Linked DNA regions of Homo sapiens: region 1 is linked to region 2. Evidence: read pairs that join two places in POLR2A ChIA-PET (ENCODE). Cell type or tissue: Panc1. All regions are shown on one strand. Each heading gives the region's core, and the rest is flanking DNA. Links, peaks and the distances in the headings are about the cores only.

Region 1 (10,820 bases), core at 3,209-8,208, 56 kb after region 2:
TGGACATTTGGGTTTTCTGCTACTATGAACAATGCTGCCATGAACATTCATATACAAGTTTTTATGTAGATACATGTTTTCATTTCTCTTAGGTATATACCTAGAAGTGGAACTACTGGGTCATGTGGTAACTCTAGGTTTAACATTTTGAGGAAATGCTGTTTTCCAAGGTGGCCGCATCATTTTATATTCCCACCAGCAATGTATGAGGATTCCAATTTTTCCACATCCTCACCAACACTTATTATTACCTTGTATTTATTATTGTTGTAACCATCCTAGTGGTATCACATAGTCGTTTTGATTTGTATTTTCTTGATAGCTAATAATGTTAGGAATATGTAGGAAACATTTTAATGTGCTTACTGGCCATTTGTATATCTTCTTTGAAGAAATTTCTATTCAGATCTTTTTTTTTTTTTTTCTAAGATGGAGTCTCGCTCTGTCACCCAGGCTGGAGTGCAGTGGCGAGATATCGGCTCACTGCAAGCTCCGCCGCCTGGGTTTATGCCATTCTCTTGCCTCAGCCTCCCAAGTAGCTGGGACTACAGGCGCCCGCCACCGCGCCCAGCTAATTTTTAGTAGAGACGGAGTTTCACCGTGTTAGCCAGGATGATCTCGATCTCCTGACCTCGTGATCTGCCCTCCTTGGACCCCGAAGTGCTGGGATTACAGACGTGAGCCACCGCGCCCGGCCCCTTAGTCCATTTTTAAATTGGGCTACTTGTCTTTATCCTTTTGAGTTAGAGTTTTTTATATATTCTAGATACAAGTCTCTTATCAGATATATGAATTGCAAACATTTTCTTCCACTCTGTGAGTTGTCTTCTCACTTCCTCAATGGTGTGATTTGAAGCAAAAGTTTTTAATTTTGATGAGGTCCACTCGATCTATTTTTTAAATTGTGCCTTTATCTAAGGAATCATTGCATTATCCAAGGTCACAAAGACTTACACCTATGTTTCCTTCTAAGAGTTTTATAGTTTTAATTAACTCTTGGATTTAGGTCTTTGACTCATTTTGAGTTAATTTTTGTATGTAGTGTGAAATAGAAATCCAATTTAATTCTTTTGCATGTGGCTATGCGGTTGTCCTAGCACTACTTGAAAAGACTATTTTTCCCCACTGAATTGTCTTGGCACTTATGTCAAAAAGCAACCGACTGAAAATGTGAGAGTTTATTCTTGGACTTTTAACTCTATTCCACTGGATAGCCATATGTCTATCCTTATGCCACTACCATGCTGTCTTGATTACAGTAGCTTTGTAGTAAGTTTTAAAATAAGGAATGTGAGTTCTTCAATCTTGCTCCTCTTTTTCAAGATTGTTTTGGGTATTTTGGGTCCCTTGGATTTCTATATAAATCCTGGGATCTGTTTGTCAATTTCTGCAAAGAAGCCAGTTGGGATTTGACAGTGATTGTGTTTAATCTTTTGATCAACTTGGAAAATATTGCCAAGAACATGGGATGTTTTTACATTTATTTAGGTCTTCTCTAACTTCTTTCAACAGTGTTTTGTACTTTTCAGAGTATAAGTTTTGTGCTTCTTTGTTAAATTCATCTCTAAGGATTTTATTATTTTTGATGGTATTATAAATGGGATTTTTTTTCTTAAATTCATTTTCAGGTTGTTTGTTGCAAGTATTATCATGTTCTTTTAAACACTGTAGTGATACGCATAATTATTTACAGAGTACCTACTAGGTGGAAATGCTAGATTGATGGGAAATAAAGAGTATAAGACTCAGTTCCTAAAATGAAGAAACTTACAATCTAGTTGAGAAGAAACAATGCTTTACATGTTTCTCCTTTATAATTTTTTGAAGTGATTTCAAATACTTCATAATATTTGACTTTGACAACACCATTCATCCATTTACTCAAAAGTATGTATGAGGCTGGGCACAGTGACTCAAAAGTATTTATGAGGCTGAGCACAGGCTGGGGCTGTGAGCACAGGCTGGAGCTCTAATCCCAGCACTTTTGGAGGCCGAGGCAGGAGAATCGCTTGAGGCCAGGAGTTTAAGACCAGCCTGGGAAACATGGTGAGACACCTCCCATCTCTATAAAAAATAAAAAATTAGCCCAGCATGGTGGTGTACCCCTGTAGTCCCAGCTACATTGGAGGCTGAGGCGAGAGCATCACTTATGCCCAGGAGTTTGAGGTTATGGTGAGCTATGATCATGCAACTGCACTCTAGCCTGGGTGACAGAGCATGATCCTATGTCTAAAAATATAAAAAATAAAGTATTTATTGAGTGACTACTATCTGGAAACACCATACTAGATGCTGGGAATTAAATGGAGAAGAAAACAAATACAATCCCTGCATTCATGAATCTTACCATCTAGTTAGAAAGACATATTAATCAAACATAAATTATAAATTTTGGTAAGTACTATAAAAGAAACACACATTAAATAGTAGGGCAGGAATTGTGAATAAAATAAAGTTCTATTGCTTGCCATCTGCTTCTCGAGAGGCCACCCTCTGCGCAGCCCCCATATTACAGAAAAGAAGATGGAGGTAAACAAGAGTTTTAGTGTTCTGGAGGCAAAAAGCAAAGGATACTATGAGAAGGATCAGGCCCTCCAGCTTTAACACTGAGTTGTTTGATTAGATGTACAACATTTGGGTTTTATTTCCCTTCCTTCAAGAAAAAGGAAGAGGAAGCATGATTACAAGGGATGCAAGCCCTCCTGTTGCAACCAGGTCAGCACGCTTTGGCTACCCGCCTCGCTCTCTGCTGGGCTCAAGCAGAGAAGCAAACAGTAGTTCTATGGAGGACACAATGCGGTCCCCATGCTCTGCTGCCCCACTGCCCTAAGTGCGGGCTGGGTTTAAACTGTTTTTCAGCACTGGCAGAAATAAGCCAAACAGGCTTTTTAATATGATCTCACTTTCTCCCAGGTTCCAGCTTCCTTAGTACTAGTCAACCTGCCCTAACTTTTAAAAGTGTCACAGAAAACTAGAAAAGGGCAAGGTTATGGAGAGCTGACAACTACTTTATGAATGGATTATAGAAAGAAAACTTTGATTTTATTTCTTATACATTATAGACATACTGGAAGGAGGGGCAGTATATTTTATTTAAATAGGGAAGTGGTGGCCTAGTATTGGTCCAGGATCTTCCTCTAATTTCATCTTGACAAGCAGTGACATGGCCCAGCCACAAACTGCAATAGCAGAGCCTAGACCAGAATCCAGACCTCCTGACTCCTATTACAGTGCTTTTGCCACTGCATTTAAAGAGACTTAAATCCTTGGTCAATTCATGGAACAAACATGGCATGATCGTTAGGACTAGGAGATACAAAGGTGAATAAAATAAAGTTCCAGTGCTTGCCATCTGCTTCTGGAGAGGACACTCTCTGTGCAGCCCCCACCCCAAAGAGTGGATTAGATTCTGCTCCTTTGTGTGTTCATAATAGCTTGTGCATTCATAATACCTTGTGCGTTATTTCTATCAGTACACTTAAAACACTATATTATAATTATCTGTTGATATGTTGATTTCTTCTGCTAATTCAGTGAGTACATTGTAGGCAAAGATCTTGTTCTTTGCCATCCCAGAACCTAGCACAGCACCTGGTACATCGTAGATGGTTCAATAAACCTTCATTGAATGAATAAATGAGGAGCCGGTCCAATCCTCCTCATCCCACTTCATTCTGCTGGCACAAACCCACATAATATGTGACCGTATATCTCCCAGGTGAAAACTGGAAAGCTGATATGTCCACACTGTAACTAGTGGATCACCAGTAGTGTGGGTGAAACAGCAATTCTATGAAATTCACAGAGCAGTTCTACTCCCTTTTCCTACACAGCCCTGCCAAAGGGGAGATTTGGATTCAAGAAAACAACAAAGTTGATTTCATGTTGTACATATTTAATGAAATGGGATATCTAAGACTGAGTAATCCAGAAAATTCCCTTTTTAGTTCATGCATGGGTAGCCAGTCTTGGCTTTGGACAGAGTTGTCTTTTTCCAAGACCAGGTTTGTTTTTGTCTCCCCATATGCCTCATTTTGGTCTTGCCGACAAGTGAAGAGAAGCAGTTAGGAGAATGAGATGCATATTTAAAGCTAAGTTGTTGCAGAGCCAGCTCAGAGAGAGAAGTCTTATTAAAACTCATCTATATTCTTTTTCATAAAATATCACCATAAATGGACCTGTTAAACAGTGTCTCGGGAGCCTCTGTAATTGGCTGAGCTCCAACTACCCACAGGGGACAGGAAGATGGTAGTGGATGGCTTCCTTCCCACCCTCCACTGTTCACTGTGTGACCCTGAGCCCCAGCTCTGGGAGGTGGTCTGGGGAGACACAATTCCAATATCTGTTCCGTTTTGAATGCAAAATCAAACTATGTTACCAGATAAGCAGAAATGGCATAGAAATCAGATAAGGATTTTATAGTGGTTTGTAGACAATTTCTTAAGGCCTTTGGGGACAAAAGCATATCTCTACATATGTTAGCACATATCGACATATATGGATACTGTGTGCTAGTCTATCGTTGTCTCTGGAGATCACTTAGGTTCACTTCCTCCCCTTCATGGGCCATCAAGATGCAGTCATTCAAGCCCAGAAAGATATTAGGGTCTGTTTGACAAAAGACCGAGTGTGTGTGTGTGTGTGCGCGCGTGTGCATGTGTGTGTGTGTATTCACTTATTTGGCACCTGTATGTGAGAGGAGGCTAAAGAGAGAGAGAGATTGAGATTCTGACTTCATTACAAAGCCAAATTAAAATTATTTTTCTTAGCTATTTCTTGGATAATTTTCTACTCCCTCCCTCCAAGAGTGCAGATAAGTAAAAGTTGACCCAAAGGTCCTACTAGCTATTCACACACATGCATCCTCAAAGTAAAATGAAGTGCATTCATCTGGTTCAAATTACAGAAGCTATGTCTATATAGCACCAAATAAGTGAAGAGTTTAGAATCAGATTCATATAATTAGTAAACTCAGATTATCTAAGCCCCAGAGTAGATTATTTGTGTCTGAATTGCCCACTTTGGCTATCTACACACAGATTCGGTACCGTCTCTTTGAAAAAGCTAAGATAGATAACAATGAACATCTGTATACAAAATAGAAAATGTATACATACTTTATAAATCTAAATAACGCCAGGTGCGGTGGCTCACGCCTGTAATCCCAGCACTTTGGGAGGCCGAGGCAGGCGGATCACAAGGTCAGGAGATAGAGGCCATCCTGGCTAACACAGAGAAACCCCGTCTCTACTAAAAACACAAAAAATTAGCTGGGCGTGGTGGCGGGCACCTGTAGTCCCAGCTACTTGGGAGGCTGAGGCAGGAGAATGGCGTGAACCCGGGAGGCTGAGCTTGCAGTGAGCCAAGATCGCGCCACTGAACTCCAGCCTGGGAGACAGAGCGAGACTCCGTCTCAAATAAATAAATAAATAAACAAATAAATAAATCTAAATAACTTGGAAGGATCAGAATATTGATGAAATTTTCAGTCAAAATATTAAAATGGCTACAATTCTCAAAAAATATGCCTGAAATAGCTTCATAATTATTTCCATGCCCCATAAGGCTATTGTCATTATATAAATAAATTTATATAGCAATCTATTTAAATCTACACACTTGCATACACAATATGTAAGCTACTAATATATATAAACCTATATGTTTATAGGCTGAGATATATGGGGATTCATAGGCACATTTGTTATTTATTTTATTAATTCATTTATTAGATTTCTATTAAACATGTCTATTTTGGTTTATTATATGGTAAGAATCTGGCCTCACACATCCCTATCCACCCTCTTTCCATAGTTCTGGCTGCCAGGAGGGCTTGTGTCCTGAAGCCTGGGGAGTGGTTTTATTTATTTTCTTTAAACTGTGGGAGAGGTCAGCCATGGCTTAAGTGAACTCATAAATACATCCCCATGCCCTGGAATGTCCTAGGTGTGCCAGCCTGCCCATACAGCACCTGTCACCTATGGAAGGTCCACTGTCCTCCCTAAATAATCTTTATGTCCTTCTATATGTAAACAGGGATAGAGCTTCAATAGAACTGTCACCTCTCCTGGAAAGGGGAAAGAGGTGGTAGGGGGAAAATTATGGAATCCTGTTCCCACCTAGGTTTAAATATAACTCAGTCAGGATAAACAGGTAACGCTCTGCCCCTATGCTTACATGACGTAAAATAACTATACAATGAGCCGAGCAATGCAGAGAGTCAAATTGAGCCTCATGATCCTGTTTGGGTGTCTTTACTAATCACCCAAATCTCACATCATTTGTGAGATCCAAACACAGCTGCCATCTCTTCAGTAGTTCTCATCCCTGGCTGCATATTAGAATCACCCAAGGAGCTTTTTAAAAATATGGATGTCTGGGTCTCATGGTGCACCAGTTGACTCTATACATCTAGGAGTGGGACCCAGGAACCTCTATGGTTTAAAAGTTCCCCAGATGATTCAGATCCACAGTGAAGATTGAGAGCCACTGTACCTTTATACTGACCTAATTCAGTATAAGGCAGAGAAGTATCCCAGGAACTGGGGACTGGTAGACAATTGGGGTGATTCTAGCCAAAAATTAAGCCAACAAACAAAAATCAAAGTGAGCTTCCTTTTGCAGAAGATTTTTCACCATGTTAATATCTGCTCACCTAGATACAGCCAAAGAAATTGGGCTGAGAATGTGAAGATGACTGTCACATTTGAGAACCTATTCCCAGAATACTTACAAGGAAAACTGGGGCATACACATGCACACACACACACACACGCACGCACGCACACACACATACATACCATGTGACTGCTAGCAACTTAAAACAAAAAAATTTTAATTGAATTTCGGGGCCTGGGGAAGATCTGAACCTATAATTATTTCTTAGCAAACTTGCTGAACACAGGGTTTTCCTCCTCTGAGACGAGATGAGACGGGTAGCATAATGAACCCTCTTTAATTAAAAAATAAAATGTTTTAGGATAATCATATTCTTCTAAGTTACATTATTTTTTTAAAGGAAAGGACAGATCGTGAGAAAATGTCCATTTTCAAGTGCCCCATGTTAGGCTGCCTCAAATGGACTAGTTTCTCATTCAACCCTGTAGATTCAAAATTAGATCCTTAGGGAGGCACTTGAGTCCTTGCATTATTCCTAACATGAAGCTAACTTTTTTTTTTTTTTTTTTGAGACGGAGTCTCGCTCTGTCGCCCAGGCCGGACTGCGGACTGCAGTGGCGCAGTCTCGGCTCACTGCAAGCTCCGCTTCCCGGGTTCACGCCATTCTCCTGCCTCAGCCTCCCGAGTAGCTGGGACTACAGGCGCCCGCCACCGCGCCCGGCTAATTTTTTGTATTTTTAGTAGAGACGGGGTTTCACCTTGTTAGCCAGGATGGTCTCGATCTCCTGACCTCATGATCCACCCGCCTCGGCCTCCCAAAGTGCTGGGATTGAAGCTAACTTTTTAAAAACCCTTTCTGTACTCCCACTTCTCTTAAATGCAATAGGCAGGTTCAATGTCAATTGATTCCAGCCAAGCAAAGCAGTGGGGAGGGAGCAAAAGTCAGGGTACTGAGAAACAGAGACTCCTGGTCCAGCAGCTCTCTGACATAATTTTGTGGGATTCTCTAATAGAGAAGTGGAATGTTCACGTTCCCCATTAGAGAGCTCTTCCCCAGTTTCTTTGGAGATATTTGGGATGTGAGTAGATAGACAGAGGTGGGAAAACACTCATTTAGATCTTAAGTTGGAGGGAGGCACAAGCTCTGATGAATTGAAAATGTCTCTCTTCAGGCAGGAAAACTAGACTAAGACAGAACTGGGGGAGAAGTTTTGCCTGAGTTCTACCTCTCAATGTGTGGGTTGGTGGCCTTGGGGGACAATGATCGACCACCAAGATAAATATGAGAAATCCAATTCAGGAGGTTTCTTTTCAGTTTCACCATTCTCATTTTCTTTGATTCCTATTTCCTATTCTACTACTTCTGGGTGCAGCCCCCCTAAAGCAAAAATTTCTGAATCCTAATGAAGATATCTTTATTCAAGGGAAAAAGTAATATATTGGAAAATTTAAATGGAAATCTGTTTCCCCCGCCAAGCTTTTCCTACACTACTTTTCTGAAAAGAAAGAGTAAAGCAGCCTAAAACCTATTACTATAGTTTACACCAAAAATGATCTCTGATAGAATCTACATATTAGGATGTGTCTATACCCCCCCCCAGAGCAGGTATTGTGTCCTCTTGTAGGCAGCTTCTTTCACCTCTTAAGATACATTACAGCCTTTCCTTAGGCAGTATAAATCTGTGTTCTTATAGTTCTGAGATTGTAGTGTCTAGCCACTTGGGGAAACATCTACACTTCAAGCTACATTTAGACAAACACACATGCACACACCCACACACATCCCCTCCCTATATCCATATCAGACACCTGTGGTGCATTCACTGGTTTCAGATGCACTTACACCGGCTACCTGGGATTCCTCTAAATTCCTACTTATGAATTTAGAAAAGGCAAAAATCATGTAGGCAAGCATTAGCTCCCAACAAGAGTGTAGACATGGATAAGTAAAGGTAGTGAGAGTGGGAAACCCATTTTATGAGATTTTATAAGACAAAATAGGGTAAGGACACACACATACACGCACACACAGTCCACATGCACCAGAAACACTCACCTGCTGTGGCTGAATGCAAAACTGAAGAGGCTTGGAAATCTACCGGTGGGGAGGGGCCTCACAGTCAACAGCCCAGAGAGCTTCGCCCTGCCCGGGTCTACACCTGCCCAGAGAGAATTTTGGTAATTTTAATAAAACCAAATTAAATCCTAAAGTAAGCCTAGTTGGTGATTCAGGAGGGATAGCCCCAGACCATTATAGGATAGCTATAAAATAAAAAATAATATATAGATGGATAAGAATAGGAGCAAAGCAAATAAAATCATTTTAATGGAGGAGAAAGGGAGCATGGCAGAGAAGAGGGAAAACTGCCAAGTGTGAAGAAAAAGTTGCTTACAGGATTCTCCAGGGTAGGAGAAGCTCTCTGGCCACCTTTTCTTTTTGTGGCTTTTGAGATGGGGGCCTGCAGAAGACAGAAAAGATTGGCACAAATCCTGGGATTTGTGCATTTGTAAGGAAAGCAGAACATGCTTCAGTAAAAAATGCCTCTCTACATAAAACAGAGAGGCAAAGAGGTCTGTGGTGTTGGAAATAGTGGAGGGGTGTGGAGGGCAGCAAGCCATTGACATCCCTGCTGTCAAGAAATGTATCTTTTAATTAGAGGGACAAGTTTGTATGCAAGACACTTGATGGATGTTGGCACTTTATGTAAGCATGTTTTACTTAGTTTTTCATGACATCTTATGAAATGTATAGTGTATTACTTAATTTAGTTGAGGAAACTGAAGCTCAAGGGGTTAAGCAATTTGCCCAAGGTCAAAAAGCTAGAATGTTGAAGTTCTAGGATTTGAACCCAGGCCTGGCTTGCTCAAAGCCTAAGCATGTTCTTTCTATTGCCATGAAAGAGACCAAATGTAGTGCCGATGTTTCCCAAGTAGATACAGATCTGGAGGGATGGTCAGTGTGTCAGCTTGTCCAACTTACCGCTCTTTGTGCAAAATCCCTGCCCTACTCCCTGGAGCCCCTTCCCTCACCCGAGAACTATCGTGGGCAGGGCCTCTTTGGCTGAGGTTGTCTTCTTTCTCCCTCACCACCCTTCACAAGAAGAAGACATCAAAGATTGCGCAGGGTCATAAAGAGAGGGAGGGTGTTAGAAGGGAGGAGCCACCCTGGGCTCATAAACTAGGCGGGGTTGGGGGGACCCACCCATTTGTCAGGCAACTCTGCATCTCACTTTCCCCAAAAACTGACATCTCAGCTCTTGCTTCAGGGCAGGGTGCTTAAGCAAAGTGCGGGTGGTGGGAGTGAAAGGAGGCACATGGGAGCGATTGGAGCACCGGGTCATTCTGACAGAAATGGCACCTCCTCTCCACCCGCACCCTGTGAGGCTGAGACATTTACGTGGATTCGTTTGGTTCTTGTTTCAGTTCTGCTGCTCTGTGGCCTTGAGGAGCTTCTTCCTGTCCTCTCATCTCTTCACCTTGTTCTGGGGTAAATCATCTCTGGACCGCCTTACCTGCTGAGCAGCTCACTGGAGACCACACCGTGGAGGCACACCACACAGAACAGCCAAACTCCCCAGGCCACAACCAGGCTACACCTCCTGAAAGACAACTGGAGAACCAAAGAGCATCAGTCTTTGTGGCCTCCCTGTACCATCTCCTCCTACCATCAGAGCATACCAGAGCCTCCAAACTCTTCTTGGGTAGTGTCAGAACCTGCAACGGTCATGTTAATTCAGTAAAAATGTCTGTGTCTTAGATCTGAGTGCAGTCGCCTCCGTTGACCTTTGAGCTCCCTAAGGACAGAAATCAGGTCTTAGCCCTAGAGGGTTCCTCCACTGAATGGAGAGCTCTGCACATAGCAGGGGCTCTTGAAATGGCATCACCAAAGTCGGTAAGAATCAAGAGGTTTGTTCTCCTATGCAAATTGGATAGTCCAAATTAAAATTCCCCTTCCTCCTGATTATTTTGATCATAGAACTGTTTTTTTCTTCATCAACATAGTCATCAGCAAGCATTTATTGAGCATTACTGGAGGGCTATGCTTGGTGTTTGGTACAAGAGATGTCAGGTCCTGCCATCAAGAGACATAAAATATACATTTTAATATACACAGAGTTTCTCAGCTCTGCCACTTTCCGGTCATGGGATGCCAGACAAATTTTTTAACTATTCTTTGTTTCTTATGTTAAAATGAAGAAAGC
Region 2 (10,820 bases), core at 2,035-7,034:
CCATATTTGACTCCTGCTCTTTTTAGCCTTTCCAACAACTCTGTAAGCATCAGATTCCCTGTAGTAAATTCCTTTCTGCTTGAAATATCTAGAGTTGTTCTTGCACTAAGCCCTGACTGAATCATGTAATGATTAAGACAGTGTAGTATTTGCACAGACCCTGTTCTAAGTTATAACTTCTCATTTAGACTATAGCAATAAACCCTTAACCAGTCTTCTTGCTTCCATTTTTGCCTCCTGGATATTATGATAGCAGTGATAATGAATCTTTGATAGTCAAATTGACCAACTTAAAAGAATAGAGAACCCAGAAAACAGATCTGTGCTGTTTAAATCTGATATCTGACATTTCAAACCAGTGAGGGAAAGCCTACTCATGGGCACAGGGAGGGGAGAGTTCAATCTTTTTCTCTCACTATATAAAAAAATTAATTCCAAATGGATTAAAGACCTAAACATGAAAAAGCAAAAGCAGGCCAGGCGCGGTGGCTCACACCTGTAATCCCAGCAATTTGGGAGGCCCAGGTGGGTGGATCACCTGAGGTCTGCAGTTCGAGACCACCCTGGTCAACATGGTGAAATTCCATCTCTACTAAAAATACAAAAATTAGCTGGGCATGGTAGCAGGCACCTGTAATCCCAGCTACTAGGGAGGCTGAGGCAGGAGAATTGCTTATGCCCGGGAGGTGGAGGTTGCAGTTAGCTGAGATTGCATTATTGCACTCCAGCTTAGGCAACAAGAGTGAAACTCCGTCAAATGAAAAAAAAAAAAAAGAAAGAAAGAAGGAAGGAAGGAAGGAAGGAAGGAAAAGCACAGAACCTTTAGAGGAAAATATATGAGAATTTAAGGCAAGAAACATTATGCTAGTGACTTTCAAATTTACATCTCTATCTATTCCCTAAACTCCACACTCATATATTCAACATTCAGTTCAGAATTTCAACTTGGCTGGCTGGGCAAGGTGGCTCACACCTGTAACCCCAGCACTTTGGGTGGCCAAGGCAGGGGGATCACTTGAGGGCAGGAGTTCAAGACTAGCCTGGGTAACAAAGCAAAACCCCTTCTCTACCAAAAAAAAAAAAAAAAAGTTTCAAATTAGACCTCTAATAGGCATCTCAAAATTAGCATGATCAAAAACAAAGTATGCATTTTACCACCAAAACTTCTCCTCCTGCAACGTTCCCATTTAAGAAAATAGTGCTAACATCCTCATCAAATCCATTGGAAAATCTTACTAGGTCTAACTTCAAAATATATTGTGCATTTTTTCATCTATCTATTGGCCATTTATATGTCTTCTTTTGAGAAATGTCTATTCATGTCCTTTGCTTTTTTTTAATAGAGTTTTTAATTTTCTTATTATTGAGTAGTTTGAGTAGTTTGTTTTCTTATTATTGAGTTCCTTATATATTTTGGATATAAGCCCCCATCTGATATATGATTGGCAAATATTTTCTCCCAATCTATGAGTTGCCTCTTCACTGTGTTAATTGGTTCCTTTATTGTACAGAAACTTTTAAGTTTGATGCAATCCCATTTGTCTGTTTTTGTTTTTGTTGCCTGTGCTTTTGGGGTCATGTTGTATAGTGTGAATCTGACCACTTCTCACAATTTTCTCTGCTACTGCCCTGGTCTAAGTCACTATCGCCTTTCATTTAGACTATAGCAATAAACTCTTAACCCATCTACATGCTTCCGTTTTTGCCTCCTGGATGTTATGATAGTGGTCATAATGAACATGTGAAAAGTAAATCAATTCCCTGCTTAACATCCTCCAGTGGCTTCTCATCACAGAATAAAATCCCTGGTTACTTCTCTAAGTAAGCACTTACCGCTCTTCCCCTTATGTATGCCAGTTAGCTACACTAGCCATTTTCTCGACTGTTCTATAACCCATCAATCACGCCAACATCTTAGGGCCTTTGGACTTGCTGTTTCCCCTGCCTGGAATGTTCTTCTCTTTAGATATTCCCATTTCTTGCTCCCTCATCATATTCTGTTTTCTGCTGAATGTTACCTTCTCAGGGAGGCCTTTCCTGACCACTCTAACAGAGCAGCCCATTGGTTTCTCTTTATCTCTGTATCTTACTTTCTCTTCATGTTTTATTTTCTATTTATCTATTGTTTATTGTCTCTCTCCCACACTAGAATCTAAGTCATTAAGGTTGGGTCTTTTGTCTTACTCACAGTTGTTTCTGCCAAGCCTAGAACAGTACCTGGCACAAAGTACGCATTCAGTATATTTGTCAAATAAATAAGCAAATGAGGGAATAAATGAGAAACCTGTATGACCTTGGAATAGGAAATATTTGCCTAAACACGACACAGAAAACAAAATCATAAGGAAAAGTTTGAAAAAATTTGATAAAATTAGATTAAATACTCTTCATTCTTTTAAAAACACCATTAACTATCACTGCTATATAAGTTGCAGACTGGCAGAAGGTATTTACAATGCAGATATTAGACAAAGTATTAACATTCAAGATATGTGAAGGACTCTAAAAATCAATAAGAAAAAGACAATTCAATTTAAAAAAATAATGAGCAGGCCAGGTGCGGTGGCTCATGCCTGTAATCCCAGCACTTTGGGAGGCCAAGGTGGGAGGACTGCTTGAGCCCAGGAGTTCAAGATAAGCCTAGGCAGCATGGTGAAACCCCTTCTCTGCAAAAAGTGCAAAAATTAGCTGGGCATGGTGGCACGTGGCTGTGGTCCCAGCTACTGGGGAGGCTGGGGCAGAAGGATCACTTGAGCCTGGGAGTTTGAGGCTGCAGTGAGCTGAGATCACACCACTACACTCCAGCAACAGAGTGAGATCCTGTTTCAAAAAAAAAAAAAGAGCAAAGGATATGAACAGGAAAGTCACAGAGGAGAGGAAATCTAAAAGGCTACTAAAATATGAAAAGATGTTCAACTCTCAGAAAATCAGAAAAACACATGTTAAAAATGGGAATAATGCCAAGGCAGGCGGATGACCTGAGGTCAGGAGTTCAAGACCAGCCTGACCAACATGGAGAAACCCCATCTCTACTAAAAATACAAAATTAGCTGGGTGTGGTGGCACATGCCTGTAATCCCAGCTACTCAGGAAGCTGAGGCAGGAGAATCGCTAGAACCCGGGAGGCAGAGGTTGCAGTGAGCCGAGATCACACCGTTGCACTCCAGCCTGGGCAACAAGAGTGAAACTCCATCTCAAAAAAAAAAAATAAATAAAAAGATAAAAAAAATTAAAAAAATTAAAAAATAAAAAAAAAAAGGAATAATTTCACACCATCTTATCAGCAAAATAAAAAAGCCTGCCAATACCAAGTACTGAAAAGGTTATGAAATAATTGGAACTTTCATACTTCTGGTGGTATTACAAATTGGTATAACCTCCTTGGAGAGCAATTTGGCTATATGAAGTATCTTTGAAGGTGTACATACTCTGCAACCCAGCAATTCCACTCCCCACTGTATACTCTGGGGAAGCACTTGCTCTTGGGCACAAGGAGAAACGAACTGGAATATTCTCTGTAGCATTTCTCCAACACTGAACCTTTTGCTAACATTCCCTCTGCCTAGAACTTCCTTCAGATACCCACATGGCACTCCCTCACCTTCCTCATGTCTTTGTCCAAATGTTACTTTTTCTTTTCTTTTCTTTCTTTCTTTTCTTCTTCTTCTTTTTTTTTTTTTTTCAGTTGCACTCTTGTTGCCCAGGCTGGAGTGCAGTGGCATGATCTCAGCTCACTGCAACCTCCACCTCCCAGATTCAAGCAATTCTCCTGCCTCAGCCTCCTGAGTAGCTGGGATTATAGCTGCCCATCACCACGCCCGGCTAATTTTTTTTTTTTTCTGTATTTTTTAGTAGAGACAGGGTTTCACCATGTTGGCCAGGCTGGTCTCAAACTCCTGATCTCAGGTGATCTACCTGCCTTGGCCTCCCAAAGTGCTGGGATTACAGGCATGAGCCACTACACCCAGCCCAGACGTTACTTTTTCAATGAGGCCTTTCTTGACCACCCTGTTAAATTTGCAAACCACCTTGGTACTCCTCTATCCCTTTATCTTCCTTTTTTTCCTCGTAGCACATCCAACAAATTACGTAGTTTACCTGTTTATTAAGTTTATAATTGTTTCCCCCCTCTACTCTGTAAGCTCCATGAGGACACATATTTATGCCTTGTTTTCCCTGCTGAATTCCCAGTTGCTGAAAGAGTACCTGGATGTAGTAGGCACTCAATAAAAATTGGTTGACTAAATTAAATAGTTGGTAACAGCAAAGATTTGAAAGCAATCTCAATATTCTCCCAAAGGAGAATAGCTAAGTAAACTATCACACATTCTGTACATTGGCATGTTACACAGCAGTTAAAATGAATACAATTAAAGCTTCATGCAGTCACATAGATAAGTATCAAAAACATAATATTAAGCAACAAAAGCAAGATGAAAAGGGAGAAGTATGATATGACACCATTTATAAAAATTAAGAAACATAAATAGTACTGCATCTGGCATATGTTACATACACATGTACTAAAATAGAGAAACGTTAATGGTAAGGTTAAGCACCAAATTCAGAACAGAGGTTATCTCCAAGAATAAAGGGACAGTAATGTGAGAGGGAAAGAACACCCATTGGGTTTCCATTATATTTTTAATGTGTTATGTCTAACCTGGGAGGTGGGCATACAGGTGTTAATTTTCTTACTATCTATATATTTGTGTATGCTTAGAATAGTAATAAAATTAAGTGACATAAGAGTGATTGGTGTATAATAATAATAGCCAATATTTATATAGAGCTTGCTTTGAGTTAGGCACTTTTCTAAGTGTTACATATAACAGCTCATTTAAATTCTCACAACAACCCTGTGAAGTTAAGTCCTATTATTATCTTCATCCTAAGGAAGAGGAAACAGAGACATAGAGAAGTTAAGTAACTTACTCAAAACTAGATGGTGGAGCTGAGCTGGAAGGAAAAAAAAAAAGCAGTTTTTAACCATTACCAAATTGCCTCATAGTCTTATTGAGCACACATAGGTTCTTAATATTGTGTTGAAACTGGCGCAGTGGCTCACACTTGTAATCCCAACGCTTTAGGAGGCTGAGGTGAGAGGATCACTTGAGCCCAGGAATTGAAACCAGCCTGGGCAACATGGCGAAACTCCATTCTCTACAAAAAATGAACAAATTAGCCAGGACTGGTGGGGTGCACCTGTAGTCCCAGCTACTCAGGAGGCTGAGGGGGGAGGATTGCTTGAGCCCAGGAAGCGGAGGTTGCAATGAGCAGACATGGTACCACTGCACTCCAGCATGGGTGACAGACCAAGACCCTGTCTGAAAAAGAGAGAAAGAAAGAAACTTGTAGACTGTAATTTTTGTAGGCTAAAGTGGTCAAATATGCCAGCAGTTACGTATGGTTCAACTTAATAAATGGCAAATAAAATAAAAATAAAACTTATTTTAAAAATGAAAACTTAATAAATGGCAAATAAAAACAAATGAGGTTCTATGATGACTCTGTAATTAATTTTAAACTTACTAAAGTCTTCTGCATGCATGTCCTAAATGTTGTTACCAGTGAAGCACAAGGGAGTGAAGTTGAACACCAAAAGTAACTTCCCAGCCATTAACACTGAAATCAAGGAAAGGAAAGAAGGCTTTTGAGGAAAGAGTGGTGATGATCAGTGTGAGGTGAATTAAAAGTCCCAACAGTGGGCTAGAAGACGGCTGAGTTGCTCCCTCCACAGCCCAAATCTTCCTTTCCTTTTCTCTCTCTCAGTTTGTCTAAGAGGCTGCTTCAAACCAGCCAGGACTTAGCCATGGTTTTGGCTCAGAAGTCCTTGTTTGCAGGCCTCCAAGAAAACTCTGGAGAGGTCCAGACAGGGCAGCAGCCTTCCTCATTAGAACACCCCACAACATGAAATCAAAGTTCTCTCTCCCTCAGCCCTGGCTGTACACCAACTCACAAGAAATTCAAAATAGAGAGCAGACGGGAGACAGATTCAAATTCCCCCAGGTTCCGTCTGTCTGGTCTTTGCAGTTGCAGTCCTGATTTCTTAGCTCAAGTTTGCAGGAGTCACCTTTTGCATCTGTTTCACAGCATAGTCTCCTGATTCTCCCTGTCTCTAGTGAATCAGAGCTAACTCTCTCTTGTATGTCGTTAACGCTAATTTCCTCATGTCCTTCCTCAAGAGCAATCATTTACCACATTCAATCCAAAATCTTTAGTGCAGACTTCTGCAACTCCTCATCACTTTGACAGCCTCACACCATGTCAACTTGAAGAAAATCTACAAGAGTGGTGGGACCTAGCTTAGAGCCTATGTGGAAACAGAAGAATGGACAGGGTTACTTCTGAAAAGTATAGTGAAATTGTGTTGCTCACTGTTGCATACACGCTGTTTCTATGGAGGTGAATGTATGCGTATTCACATAGGGTGGGGAGTGGTGTATGCATGCACACATGCACAAATCCGGTTGGTGAGTGTTCCTGAAGGCTATGTGAGCATTTTCTAGAACCCTATGCTCTAAGTTTCACTCCATAAATCTCTTTTATTGGCAGTACTGAGAAAACCAAGGGCCATGTAATAATTTCCTCTCTTGCTCTCCTTCACTTGCATAGGATGAAAAACTAAAGATTGATGATGATATCCTTTGGAGGAGCCAGGAGTGCCATCCATCCCACTCTGTCATCTATCCCTCTAAAGCTTTCCTCCACAGTCCACTGTTTCTGTTCTGCTCCAGAGGACAGCCTTTCTCTTTTTCTCCCCCAGACCTCCTCCATTGACTCCTTCTGAAACTTCCTCTTTGGGGCAGCCACCCTAGGTTAAGAAGCACAAGAAGGATTTTTCAGCTGACCAAACCATAAGACTCAGAAAATATCCTCCACGGAGATCCAAATACAAGTCATCTCTAGAAGTCATCTTCTCTTTCTTCCACTCAAAGCCATCATAGTTCGACTTGGAAAGGCTCTAGGGAAAGTGAGTCTAGTCTGCTGTTGATCCTCAAGTAGAGTATTTGTAACTCTCTTTTATCCTTCCTATTGTGATTTTTGGCCATGTTCTGTTGAGATTATTTTGTTTCCACTAAATAGGAAGTTTCAGGTGAAGGATAAGGGAAGTAGGGAGGCAGGGACAGAGAATGCTGGGTAGTGTAGTACACACTTGTTTTTTGTTGTTTTTGTTGTTTGTTTGTTTGTTTTGAAACAGATTCTCACTCTGTCATCCAGGCTGGAGTGCAGTGGCACGATCTCGGCTCACTGCAACCTCTGCCTCCCGGGATCAAGTTATTCTCCTGCCTCATCCTCCCGAGTAGCTGGGATTATAGGGGTGTGCCACCAAGTCCGGCTAATTTTTGTATTTTTTGGTAGAGACAGGGTTTCTTCGTGTTGGCCAGGCTGGCCTCGAACTCCTGGCCTCAAGCAATCCACCCACCTCAGCCTCCCAAAGTGCTGGGATTACAGAGAATCAGAGTCACTTTGTCTGTCCCTTGCCTCTTCACCTCTCCCCTCTTGGTTGAACTATAATCTCCCCAGTGTTAGTAACCTCTAAGAACCCAACTCCTGCCACCAAACAAAATTAAATGGATTCCATTGCTTCAGTGAGTCACTGAAACTTTGCAAACCCTCATGGACAGACAACACTTCCTGAGGTTAAACCAACTTTCTCTGCAGCAGCTTCAGCTCTAATTCTATGCAGATAGACTACCTTTGGCATCTGCCTTCTGTGTAAAGAAGGAAAGCCTCTCTTGATTTCTATTCCCAGGCCTCATACCTCTTCAAAAATCAATTCTAGCACAACTTTAATGTTTTATGAGAAAACACAGAATGTCTTTATGATCTCAGGGTAGGGGAAGATTTCTTAGAGTAAGATATAAAAAGAGCAAATCATAATGGAAGAGATGAATAAATTCAACTACATTAAAAACTTGTTTTCTTTAAAGGCTCCATTTACAAGGCTACAAGACAAGTCACAAACTGGAAGATATATGTTACTCAATGACTTATAAAGAATTTGTACACAGAATATGTAAAGAATTGATTTTTTAAATCTGTAAAAAAAGACAACTGGAACAATAGAATAATGTGCAAAAGACATGCATAGGCTATTCACTTAAGTGAAAATCCAAATAGCCAATAAATAGCCAAAAAGATTCTCAAACTCTAGTAATCAATAAAATGCAAATTAAAATAATCCATCAGATTAGTAAAATTTAAGAAGTATATACCTGGCTATCTAGTGTTTAGGAGGAAAAGGGTATGATAATACCAAATGCTGATGAGGATATGGAGCAACTGGAAGTCTTATACACTGCTAGTGAGTGTGTACATTGGCACAATGACTTTGGAAACAATTTAGGTTTATCTTCTGCAGTTGAAGATGTGCATACCCCATCATCTGCCAGTTCTTTTTTTTAAATTGTGATCAAAACCACATAACTTAAAATTTATCATTTTAACTTTAAGTATATAGTACAGTAGTGTTAACTGTATGTACATTGTTGTGCTATAGATCTCTAGACCTTTTTCAATTTGCAAAGCTGAAACTCTATATGCATTGAACAAGCAATCCTTTTCGCCCTCCCCACGGCCCTTAGCAACAATTCTACTTTCTGTTTCTAAGAGTTTGGCTATTTTAGATATCTTATAAAAGTGGAATTACACAGGATTTGTCTTTTTGTGACTGGCTTATTTCACTTAACATAATATCTTCAAGGTTCATCCGTATTGTAGCATATGACAAGATTTCCTTTTTTTTTTTTTTAAGGCTGGATAATACACCACATTTTTAAGTCCATTTATCAGTTTGTGGACATTTAGGTTGGTTTTACCTCTTGATTATTGTGAGTAATACTGCAATGAACACAACTACAAATATCTCTGAGACCCTATTTTCAATTCTTTCGGATAAATACCTAAAAGTGGGATTGCTAGATCATATGGTAATTATATTTTAATTTTTATTTTTTTATTATTATTATTTTTTGAGACATAGTCTCACTCTGTCGCCCAGGCTGGAATGCAGTGGCACCATCTCGGCTCACTGCAAGCTCCACCTCCCAGGTTCACGCCATTCTCTTGCCTCAACCTCCCGAGTAGCTGGGACTACAGGTGCCCCCCCCAGGCCCGGCTAATTTTTTTTTTTTTTTTTTTTTTTTTTGGATTTTTAGTACAGACAGGGTTTCACCATGTTAGCCAGGATGGTCTCGATCTCCTGACCTCATGATCTGCCCATCTTGGCCTCCCAAAGTGCCAATTTTTTTTTTTTTTTTTTTTTTTTTTTTTTTTTTTGGGAGATGGAGTTTCCCTCTTGTCACCCAGGCTGGAGTGCAGTGGCACAATCTTAGCTCACTGCAAACTCCACCTTCCGAGTTCAAGCGATTCTCCTGCCTCAGCCTCCCGAGTAGCTGGGATTACAGGTGCCCACTACCATAACTGGCTAATTTTTTATATTTTTAATAGAGACAGGGTTTCGCCATATTGGGCAGGCTGGTCTGAAACTCCTGACCTCAGGTGATCCGCCCACCTTGGCCTCCCAAACTGCTGAAATTATAGACGTGAGCCACCACACCAGCGCTATATTTTTATTTTTTTGAGAAACCTCAATCCTGTTTTCCAAGGCAGCTGCATCATGTTACACCCTTGCCAACAGTACACAAGGGTTACAGTTCTCCACATCCTAACCAACACTTGTTATTTTTTAATTTTTAAAATAATGACTATCCTAACATGTGAGGTGGTGAACAAAACAGAAAAGAAGAGTAAACAAAACAGAAAGAAAAAAAGTTTCTGGAGTTTGAAGATGAAAACAGGAAATGCTTAAAATAAATATTTCACACAGGGAAAATTTTAGAAAACCCATACCAAGTGCTGTTAGGTATGACCCACAATTGTCCAGGATCTCCTTGTGGCTTTGATTTGCATTTCCCCAATGATTAGTGATGTAAAGCATCTCTTCATATACTTCTTGGCCACTTGTGTATCTTCTTTGAAGAAATATCTATTCAAGTCCTTTGCCCATTTTCTAATAAATTATATTTTGTGTTGTTTGTGAGTTGTAGGACTTCTTTATATATTCTGGATATTAACCCCTTATCAGACATATGGCTTGCAAATATTTTCTCCTATTCCATAGGTTGCTTTTTCACTCTGTTGATTGTTTCCTTTGCTGTGCAGAAGTTTTTAAGTTTGATGTAGTTTCAATTGCCTATTTTTGCTTCTGTTGCCTGTACTTTTATGTCATGTCCAAGAAATCATGTCAAATCTAATGTCATGCAGCTTTTCTCCTATTTTTTTGGCAAGTCTTATAGTTTTCGGTCTTATGTTTGGGTCTCTAACACAATTTGAGTTAATTTTTCTACAGGGCCTTAGGTAATGGTCCAGTTTCATTCTTTCTCATTCAGTTTTCTCAACTCCATTTGTTGAAGAGATAATCCTTTCACCTTTATGTGTCTTGGCACTTTTGTCAAAGATCATTTGACCTTTAATTTATTTATTTATTTTTTTAGCTTGACTGCTCTGGCCAGGAATTCCAGGGCTATGTTGAATAGAAGTGGCAAGAGCAGGCATCCTTGCTTTGTTCCTGCTTTTAGAGAGAAAGCTTTCAATGTTTCACTACTGAGTATAAAGTTATCTGTGTCCAGAAGTTCTTAAATATGTATTCTAGAGAAAATTTTGTAAATATATTTCTAGAGACATGTACAACAATATTTATAACAGTATCGTTTATAAAAAACAAAGACCTAAAAACAACTGGACTAACTATTGACAGGAGAATGGCCAAACAAATTGTGGTGTGTTTATTTATTTAAGTATAATACAGCAGTAAA

The links. ChIA-PET counts read pairs that join two places held together with the same protein. Peaks named below come from ENCODE experiments on the same cell type or tissue, not always from the same donor. Only the 100,000 strongest peaks of a DNase experiment are listed, where the experiment ranks them.
Region 1: POLR2A ChIA-PET joins it to region 2 with 18 read pairs; 1 of 35 experiments calls an interaction of 5 or more read pairs at or near these places.

Annotation. Positions count from the first base shown.
Region 1 is chr12:53,848,267-53,859,086 of GRCh38, reverse strand. LOC105378250 (a long non-coding RNA gene) reads right to left here. Exons shown (of 5, transcript NR_189099.1): 2 at 10,131-10,228; 3 at 8,675-8,777. Among named protein-coding and RNA genes, the nearest start is that of HOXC13, 85 kb to the left of the region's middle. RefSeq lists an enhancer at 9,615-10,814. In Panc1, for the core only: no CTCF peak of the experiment used is centred there; no DNase peak of the experiment used is centred there; H3K27ac peaks cover 3,996 bases.
Region 2 is chr12:53,902,908-53,913,727 of GRCh38, reverse strand. No RefSeq gene overlaps it. Among named protein-coding and RNA genes, the nearest start is that of HOXC13, 31 kb to the left of the region's middle. In Panc1, for the core only: no CTCF peak of the experiment used is centred there; no DNase peak of the experiment used is centred there; H3K27ac peaks cover 1,596 bases.